Linked DNA regions of Homo sapiens: region 1 is linked to region 2. The links are chromatin loops, found by intact Hi-C in ENCODE. Cell type or tissue: OCI-LY7. All regions are shown on one strand. Each heading gives the region's core, and the rest is flanking DNA. Links, peaks and the distances in the headings are about the cores only.

Region 1 (4,395 bases), core at 227-4,226, 52 kb before region 2:
ACCACTTTCAGTAAGTGCTGTAGGACTTTCTAACACCTGAATGTGGTCTTGGAGACCCTTGAACCTGCAACTGGCATCAGAAGTGGAAGTGGTTTTGAGGACCCCAAACTTTGTAGTTTTTCTACAATGTCATTTAATCCTCAAAAACCAAAGAAGCGGGTGTTAGTCCCACCTCACAGACAAAGACACTGAGTAGCTTAGAGGGCCATCACTTGATCATGATCCCATATCCAGTGGGTAGAGGAACTGGGGTTAATCACCAAGCTATGCACCAGTGAAACTCTCATTGGGTGCAGAGTAATACTGCCTCCATCTGCTACCCTGAGAGTGACAGGCAAGTGAATAGAGGGCCTCACTCATTGCTGATGCTTGGAACAGTAACCCATGCCATGAGAGGATAGGGGAGACCTTAGAAAGTGCTCTAGTACGGAGAAAATATGATGCTGTAGAGATGCTGGGTGGTATCATGACCTTACCATCTCCAACTCTGAGACAGGCCACCTAGGACAGAGACACCCACAGCAGCCCTGAAACCCAAACCTGAGCCCTTTCGTGGTCAGAGCCAAACCAGTCATCAGGAGCAGGAGGCTGGTCAGCAGTGATGCAATGCCTCCTGGGACAGAACATTCCACTGAGAGGGAGAGGCCGGCAGAGGGGCTGCGTCAGGGGAGCAAGGAGGCAGGTGCCCAGAGAGAGGGAGAGGTAAAGCAGGAGTGGGCAGATGGGGCAGTCAGCAGCACATCTGCCCCCAAGATGGGGATGGGGTCCATCTGCTCAGCACCACTGCCTGCCAGGATGGGGTCGGGGGAGGGGGGCAGGAAGGAGGCTGCACACGCAGCAGATTCCACCCCCAGCACAGAGGCCAAGCTGTGGCTGTCAATCCTGCCTCCCGTCTCAGAGAACTGGCGTGACCAATGCTCTCAGCTTCCTATACACACGCCACCCCAGCTATATGCCATACAATTGGTTTTACAAGAGCAACAGATTTAACGCTGCCTCCCCGCAATAGCTTTGTGAGCTCTGCAGCCCCTGAAATACACAACCAAGCAAGATGTCACACCTAAAATCCAGGTTGATGTGCTCTGTTTCTGTATTTTTTTAAAGCCTGCACCTCTGCAATTGTTTTCCATTTTATGTTATACATGTACACAAAACAGAAGACAAATCTGGCCAATCAGATTGTCTTGCTTTTGCTTTATCCTTAAAGTTCATCAATCTAAATAATACCTAGTTATAAGGGATATTTAGCAAATAATTGTTTAGGAGAAAGATTTTTAACATAGAAGTAACTGAGAAACATAGGATTCCTAATAATAGTAATGTGAATTTATCTGGGACTTTTAAAACATCCTTCAGGGAACAAGCACCGAAACAGGCGTTATTGACCTACAGGTCCCCCACAAGGGTCCATGGATGGGTTTCAGGATGTTCATAAAAACCATGAAATTGAAACTGTTTGCAAAGTCATATAAGCGCACGCTCCAGAGTAATTTTTCTGAGGTGAAAGTCCAAAGCTTTCATCAGCCTTTGAAAGGGATCTCTGATTCCAAAATGTTAGCACCACTAGTACACTCAACTCTGGCACATTCTTGGTCTCATTTACTCCCGAGTCATTCTTGTGAATTACACAGGGTGAGAATGATTAACCTGCTGTGTAGATGGGAAAGAGCTATGATCATCCAAGTTCATGGAGTGGTGTCACTTGCTTAATAGAGCTCAGTGACAGTGTTTATCACAGTCCACTTTGCAGTAACTTGGCAATCCACACGTTTCTCTACCCAAAACTTTAAACTCCTTGAGGACTGGGACTCCTCCTCGAAGACCTGACACATGGTAGGCATGCAGTCAGAGCCCAAGCAGTCAAGTTCCTGAGGGGGATGCAGGCAGACCAGGATCAAGGTTTCCAGGCACTGCCTCAAGAAACCTGGTACACTTACAGTAGGTGCCGGATAAAGCATCTCCTGTGATAATGGTGATCCTGCCTTCCTTGCCTACTGTTCTCATTCCCCAGATGATTCATCCCCAGATGAAGTGAAAACATCTGCTTTGGCTTCAGAGAAAGAATGTCCCCTCCCTGAGTCTTGTGCCAGACCTCCACCAGGGCAACGATATGGCCCAGCACGCCCATGGCTGCAGGGATATTACTGGGCCTGTCAAGGTGACTCTTTGTGGGGAGAAGCCAGGGAGTCAATGCTTCTCCCCACTCACAGTGCTAACGTGATTCAAGTCAATGGTTCCTGCTCTGTCTCCAGAAACAGAACTGAGAAAATCTTGACGAAGCACTCTCAGGAAATAGCAGGTAAGAGGTGAGGCCCCAGGAAACATCTTCAGACTTCCTCTCTCAACAAAGAAGTCACAATTTTGCTGAAAGGCTACTTCAGTTCTGCAGCTCCCAGCTTGGAGCAATTTCAACCTGAGCAGCCTGCAACCTGTTGGAGCAGATGTTTTACAGGTAGTCTGGTGTGGTGTATTCTGAAGCATCACTAGCTTGAAGGTCCAGCATCACAGCATCAGTTTTGTTTTGTTTGGTCATTTGTTTTACCACTGCCACAGAGACAAACGGGTTCTGCACACACACTGGCAGACGGGATTTGTTTGTCTCTTTTGATGGCTAAGTATTGACTTCAGAATACAAGCCCTGAAGTCAATAGACCTGACTTGGACCCTGGCTTGGTCTCTTACCCGGTAACTTTTGGCTAGTAATGTAACCTTTCTGAGCCTCAGTTTCTGCAGAGTTGTTTAGAATAGTAGAGTGTTTAGAATACAGTGTCTGTCATCTACTAACAAATGAATACTATTATTATTTAGACATGGAAGAAAAGATAAGCCTATAATTGAAGTAAAACTCAAGCCCAACACTTAAGGAATTTCATATGAACTGAAAATCACAATAATTCTGCCTTCCCTGTGCACTGCCACAGAGGAAGGGCCGTGCTCATCTGTACAACAGGGTTAAAAAACCTCAACAATAAAGACCCATAACCCAATTAAAAATAGGCAAAGGATTTGAATAGATGTGTCTCCAGAGAAGACATGCAAATGGCCATTAAGCACATGAGAAGATGTTCAACATTGTTAGTCACTAAGGAAATGCAAATCAAAACCACAATGAGTTTCCCCTTCATATCCACTAGAATGGCTGAAATCAAAAAGATGATAATAAGTGCTGCAAGAATGTGGAAAAATTGGAATCCTCATTCATTGTTAGTGGCATTGGTGTAAAATGGTGTAGCCACGTTGGAAAACAGTTTGGATGCTCCTCAAAATGTTACATCTGAAGTTACCATATGACCCAGCAATTCCACTCCTACATTATCCCATTTATATGAAATGTCCAGATGAGGCAAATCCACACAGACAGGAAATAGTTTAGTGGTTGCCAGAGGATGAGGGAAGGGGAAAGGGAAGGGATGGGGAGTGACTGCTAATGGGTACGCAGTTTCTTTTGGGGGTATAAAAATATTCTGGAATTAGTGGTGATGAATTACAGCTCTGTGAATATATAACCGTTTACTTGTATATTTTTAAATGGTGAATTTCATGATATGTGACTTACATCTCATCAAAGCTGTTATTAACAAAACAGTACCCACCTCCTACCTTATAGGGTTGCTGGGATGATTTTTTTTTTTTTTTTTTTAGATGGAGTCTCGCTCTGGCGCCCAGGCTGGAGTGCAGTGAGGTGATCTCGGCTCACTGCAACCTCTGCCTCCTGGGTTCAAGCAATTCTCCTGCCTCAGCCTCCCAAGTAGCTGGGATTACAGGTGCATGCCACAACGCCCGGCTAATTTATATATTTTTAGTAGAGACAGAGTTTTGCCTTTTTGGCCAGGCTAATCTCAAACTCCTGACCCCAAGTGATCTGCCTGCCTCAGCCTCTCAAAGTGCTGGGATTACAGGTTTAAGCCACCATGCTCAGCCCACTGGGAGAATCATATGAAGTCCCCAGTATATGTCCTAGCCCTAGAGCTCCTTTGTCAATGGTATCAGAGATGTAATTAGTATCATCACTCTATCCTCCAAGGTTACCTGGGGCACAAATAGAAGCATACAAACAAGCTGATAACAGTGACTAATTCTGGGGCAAGATCTGAGTTTGAGAGTGGTGGAAAAAAGAGACTTTAGCTTTATGTGTAATGTTTTAATATTTTAAAGGAGCATGCATTCATCTATTATTTGTGTAATTAAATTTTAATTTTCACTAGGGCAGTGAAACTACTCTGTAGGATATTATAATGGTAGATACATGTCATTACACATTTGTTCGAACCCACAGAATACACAACACCAAGGATGCTCCCCACTGTAAACTACGGACTCTGAGTGATCACAATGCTTCATGCAGGTTCATCAACTGTAATAACTGTACCACTCTGCTGGGGGATGCTGATAATG
Region 2 (4,395 bases), core at 106-4,105:
TGCACACACACAGACACACAATCACATCAAATAGGCATATCCTCCGGTGGGAGAATTCTGAAGTTATTGATTTAAATTATTTTAAATGTCAAGAGTGCAGAATGAAATCAAGAAAGAATCTAAAAAATATAGTACATCGACAGCCTCAAAAACACCAGACCTTGTATGTGATCTTGAAGACTTAAGCAGTGATCAATCTTAACGCCTGCACTTATTACCAGCTTGTTAATATGCAGGTTTCCTGATGCAATTCAAATTATTTGGATTAAACAGATTCAACACCATTAATCCAGTGAGCTTCAAAGTGATCTACAAGACTTGGGAGACATTATTGAGCTTGCGTGGTCACGACAAAAATGTGCAGCTACAGGTTATGTAATTCAAGTCTGCTCATCGTCTGGAAATGGGCTTGGAATTGGGAATGATTCTCAGAGGATGCTCAGAATGTGTTTAAACTTCAGGACACTGGAATCCTGCTCTAACCTGAAAGTAGTGGGGCAAAAACAGCAGTCTTGGTTTTAAGAGTTCCCTGTTGTAAGCAATTCCCCATGAACAGGAGAGCCAGGTGCAGAATATGTGAACTGATACGGGTACAGGTTTTCTAATGGATTTTACAGAACATAAGAATTGACTATAACTCAAAAATGACTTCCATCCTACACAGATATTAAAGCCCAGCCCTTCCTTCCAATATGTTTGCAGACTGAGTAGCCATAAATGAGTTTTATATTACTTCCCACCCACCTGACACACAAATGAACTAAAATGCACCCTTAAAGAGATATCGTCTCTCTTCAGGCAGCAAGTTTGGCAAGAAATTGCAATATAAAAATGCAGGAAGGAGGATTAGAATATCCTCAAGTCTGGCCTTGCCTCAGGAAGATACACCCTCAGACTGCCAAAGGAAAGCTTCTCTGCTGGTAGATTCATTCTCCCCAAAATGTTTAGGAAGCCAACCCTAAAAAGCTATGCCACCCACAGTAAAGGATATTCCATTTTTATGTGACTCAAGCTCATAACAATTTCTGATGGCTCTCTGAACTTAGCAATCCAACACAACCTCTAGTACCACTTCAATCCCTGAAACACAAGTAAACCTCATTCCTCCAGTTTCAATATAGGCCACTGTCCTCAGAATGTGGGGAGTTGGAAACAAGCAGATTGCAGAATATACATCTAGGTTTCAGATCACACAGACTTCAGCAGCCAGTACCTTCTAAGCTCTCCTCGCCTGTGGCCTTAGTGACATTATCTTAAGAGTATTCTCATAATTCCTGGTGCTGGTGAGGCTGGCCGGAAATAAACACTTAAGCACAGCTAGCAGGAGTAAACATTTATACAAATTTTTTGAAAAGCCATTTGGATGCTGGGCATGGTGGCTCACGCCTGTGATCCCAGCACTTTGGGAGGCCGAGCTGGGTGGATCACGAGGTCAGGAGTTTGAGACCAGCCTGGCCAACATAGTGAAACCCTGTCTCTACTAAAAATAAAAAAATTAGCCAGGCATGGTGGTGTGTGCCTGTAATCCCAGCTACTTGGGAAGCTGAGGCAGGAGAATTGCTCGAACCCAAGAAGCAGAGGTTGCTGTGAGCTGAGATTGCACCATGGTACTCCAGCCTGGGCAACAGAACAAGACTCCGTCTCAGAAAAAAGGAAAAAAAAAGAAAAAAGAAAAAAGAAAGAAAAGCCATTCAGGAATATGTATCAAGAACCTTAAAAACATTCTCACTCTGCCCTATGATAATGAGACTATAACCTAATACGGAAACAAGTTTTAGCCAGAAAGATGTTTACTGCAGAATTTTTTAATGAAAATAAAAAAACACCTAAATATTCAAAAGTAGAGTGGCTGTATATGGCATGACAGAATATTATGCAGCCAGTATGTATGTTTGTAAAATAATAATAAGAGAAAAAATGCAAAGTTCAAAGTTGAGCTTCATAGTACAATTAAAAACTAGAAAAAATAAATCTAACGTATGTATAGACAAAAAAGCAAAGGAACTATTCCAAATATCAGTTGATTTTAGATAGTGGACCCATGACGAGTTTTTCCTCCCTGCTTTCTACTGCTCTATACTAAGTATGTGTCAAGCTTTATTTGAAAAACTCAAGTACAAGTCCACGGTACAACCTAGCACTCTGGGGGCACTGGCACTCCAAAAGAAAGTTGCCTTCCCACTCCAGGAGAAAAGACCATCTCACCGGGGACCGCTGTGCCCACCCCAGGTCTGAAACGTCCCCTATCCGCGGACGGAAGCATCTTCAGGGGTCGCTGGAGAACCGTGGGGGCGCGAGCGCGCAGCTTCCGCGAACACCCGGGAAGACCGCCTGCGGCGCACCGCCCCGGGGGCTTTGGCTGACGATCACGGAAGCTCCGCCGGGCGAGGGAGGACGGCAGCAGCCCGGAGAGAAGGTCTCTGCAGAGCGGGGACGCAGGGTCCCGGGTGACACTCGGCGAGGGGAGCCTCCCCTTTGACTGTCTCGCTGAGACCTCTCAGGCTTCTAGTTTTCAAACACGAGGGTTGAATTATTCGGAGAGCTCAGCAGAAAGCGGATTAAGAAGGGGAAAGCCGAGGGAGCCATAAACTGACAAGTGCTGCGACCTCTCCGGCCACCAGGGGCCGAAGTCTCACCACTGCCCCCACCCGCGGCGCCAGGCATCGCCTCCCTCGTGGCAGAACCCTGTCCAAGTGCGCGGAGAAACGCAAAGCGCGGCAGGGACGGCTCCCTGAAGCCCACCGGGTAAAAGCAATGCCAGACATCAAAACCAGGAGCCTCCGAGAGCCGTCATCGGACAAGATAGGAAGAAGAGTCCCTAATAGGGCCCTAAAATACCCCCTAAGTTTGTCCCTCTGGGGTGAATTTGAAGTCTTCAGAGCTAAGTGGCTGATTATGAGCCTCAGCACCTCGGGTCCCAGGTGATATTTTGGTGATGAGACTCCACCCTAAAGGGATAGCAACTCTGTAAAAGCTGAAAAAGAATTCCTACATAATATCAATAATCACACCAGAATGGATCTCTTCTGTAAATTAACATTTTAAAAGATATCTTTACCAATAAAGAGATTTAAAGGGAGTGTTTCTTGTAAATACGGTTAATAAGCATGTCGATATATATACATATATATATATATCTTAAACAGTGTCATTTTACTTCTATTAAATTAGTTTTTTAAAAAAAATCTTGAGCTGGAGAGGTGTTTGTTTCACGAGCGCACAATGCATAATACTTTGGTAGACACTGTTCTGAGCAATATACAAATACTCATTCCCAATAATAGACCTATGAGGTGGGTACTGTGTCACTCCCACTTTAAAGAGGCAGTAACTGAGGCACAGGTAGGTTAAATACTTTGCAGAAGTTCACACAGCTGGTAAATGCCAAGTGTCAAGCTGGAATTCAAAGCTGGGCAGAGTGGTTCCGCTTAGTTATTGTGAGACCAATATCCTCCTATGTTACTGCTAACTTTTTAAACAGGTACAACTTTATTGTAAAGCAATGTGGCTAATATATCAAAAGCAATAAAAATATTCATACGCTTAGAAATAATAATCCCATTCTGAGAAAATATTCCAAAATGACATGCATGAAGAAAGCCATTACTATAGTATTGATAAGACAGAAAAACTAGAACCATCATTGTCCATCAGTAGGTGAATAATAACTTTGGGTAAGTCAGCTCAGTGAGGAGGTATGTGTACATGCCCACGTGGTTCTCCAGCGATCCCTGAAGATGATCCACTGGAGGCTTCTGTTTCCTGATTGGAGACGTTTCTAGGCCTGGGGGCTTCGAGGCAGCCACAGGAGAGATGGTCTTTTCTCCTGGCATGGGAAAGTGACTTTCTTTGGCAGCGCCAATGCCATCATGAAAAATTAAATTATGAAGAGGATGCAACTGCAAGAAAAGTCTTTTTACATCATAATGTTAACAGGAAAATAGAATGTAAAACCATGTGTGATACTTTAAAATATATGCACATGACCAAAAATAAAAGGAAGGAACACAAAAGAGAAAAATAACAATCTGACAAAGAGATTACTGCTAATATTTTTTCTTTCAAGAATTTCCCTTTTTGTTGTTACAGTCGTGTTGTTATGCATAAAGTTTGGAGAAACTGAAGTACATCTCAAAGTATTTATGAGAATAAGCCATATTTCCTGCGTCAAGAGCATCCCAAAGGAAACCTGTAACAGGGATGGTTCTACGGTATTTAAATGTTCTCTGAGCGGGGCTCCCTCTTGCCAGGGAAGGAGGATCATGCTGGCAGCTGGAATTAGCACCGTTCTCAGCCGCTGTATTAGAGAACCCCAGCAGAGATGAATGCTGCAGGGATTCCAGGCCTAGCATCAATGCCCACAAATCATAATGATGGTGAAAGAAGCAGAAGCCA

Evidence for each region. Hi-C counts contacts between places; a loop is a spot of excess contacts. Peaks named below come from ENCODE experiments on the same cell type or tissue, not always from the same donor. Only the 100,000 strongest peaks of a DNase experiment are listed, where the experiment ranks them.
Region 1: a loop joins it to region 2, with 3 times the contacts of the local background. A loop is called at or near these places in 8 of 110 quality-filtered maps.

Annotation. Positions count from the first base shown.
Region 1 is chr10:110,722,356-110,726,750 of GRCh38, reverse strand. The region is part of intron 1 of RBM20 (RNA binding motif protein 20); the gene reads right to left. Among named protein-coding and RNA genes, the nearest start is that of RBM20, 80 kb to the right of the region's middle. In OCI-LY7, for the core only: a CTCF peak has its summit at 291; DNase peaks (open chromatin) are centred at 320, 2,290 and 3,030; H3K4me3 peaks cover 3,082 bases; H3K27ac peaks cover 3,906 bases.
Region 2 is chr10:110,670,479-110,674,873 of GRCh38, reverse strand. The region is part of intron 1 of RBM20 (RNA binding motif protein 20); the gene reads right to left. Among named protein-coding and RNA genes, the nearest start is that of RBM20, 28 kb to the right of the region's middle. RefSeq lists an enhancer at 2,079-2,368. In OCI-LY7, for the core only: CTCF peaks have their summits at 2,396 and 2,599 (motif pointing right); DNase peaks (open chromatin) are centred at 2,363 and 2,623; H3K4me3 peaks cover 1,311 bases; H3K27ac peaks cover 1,154 bases.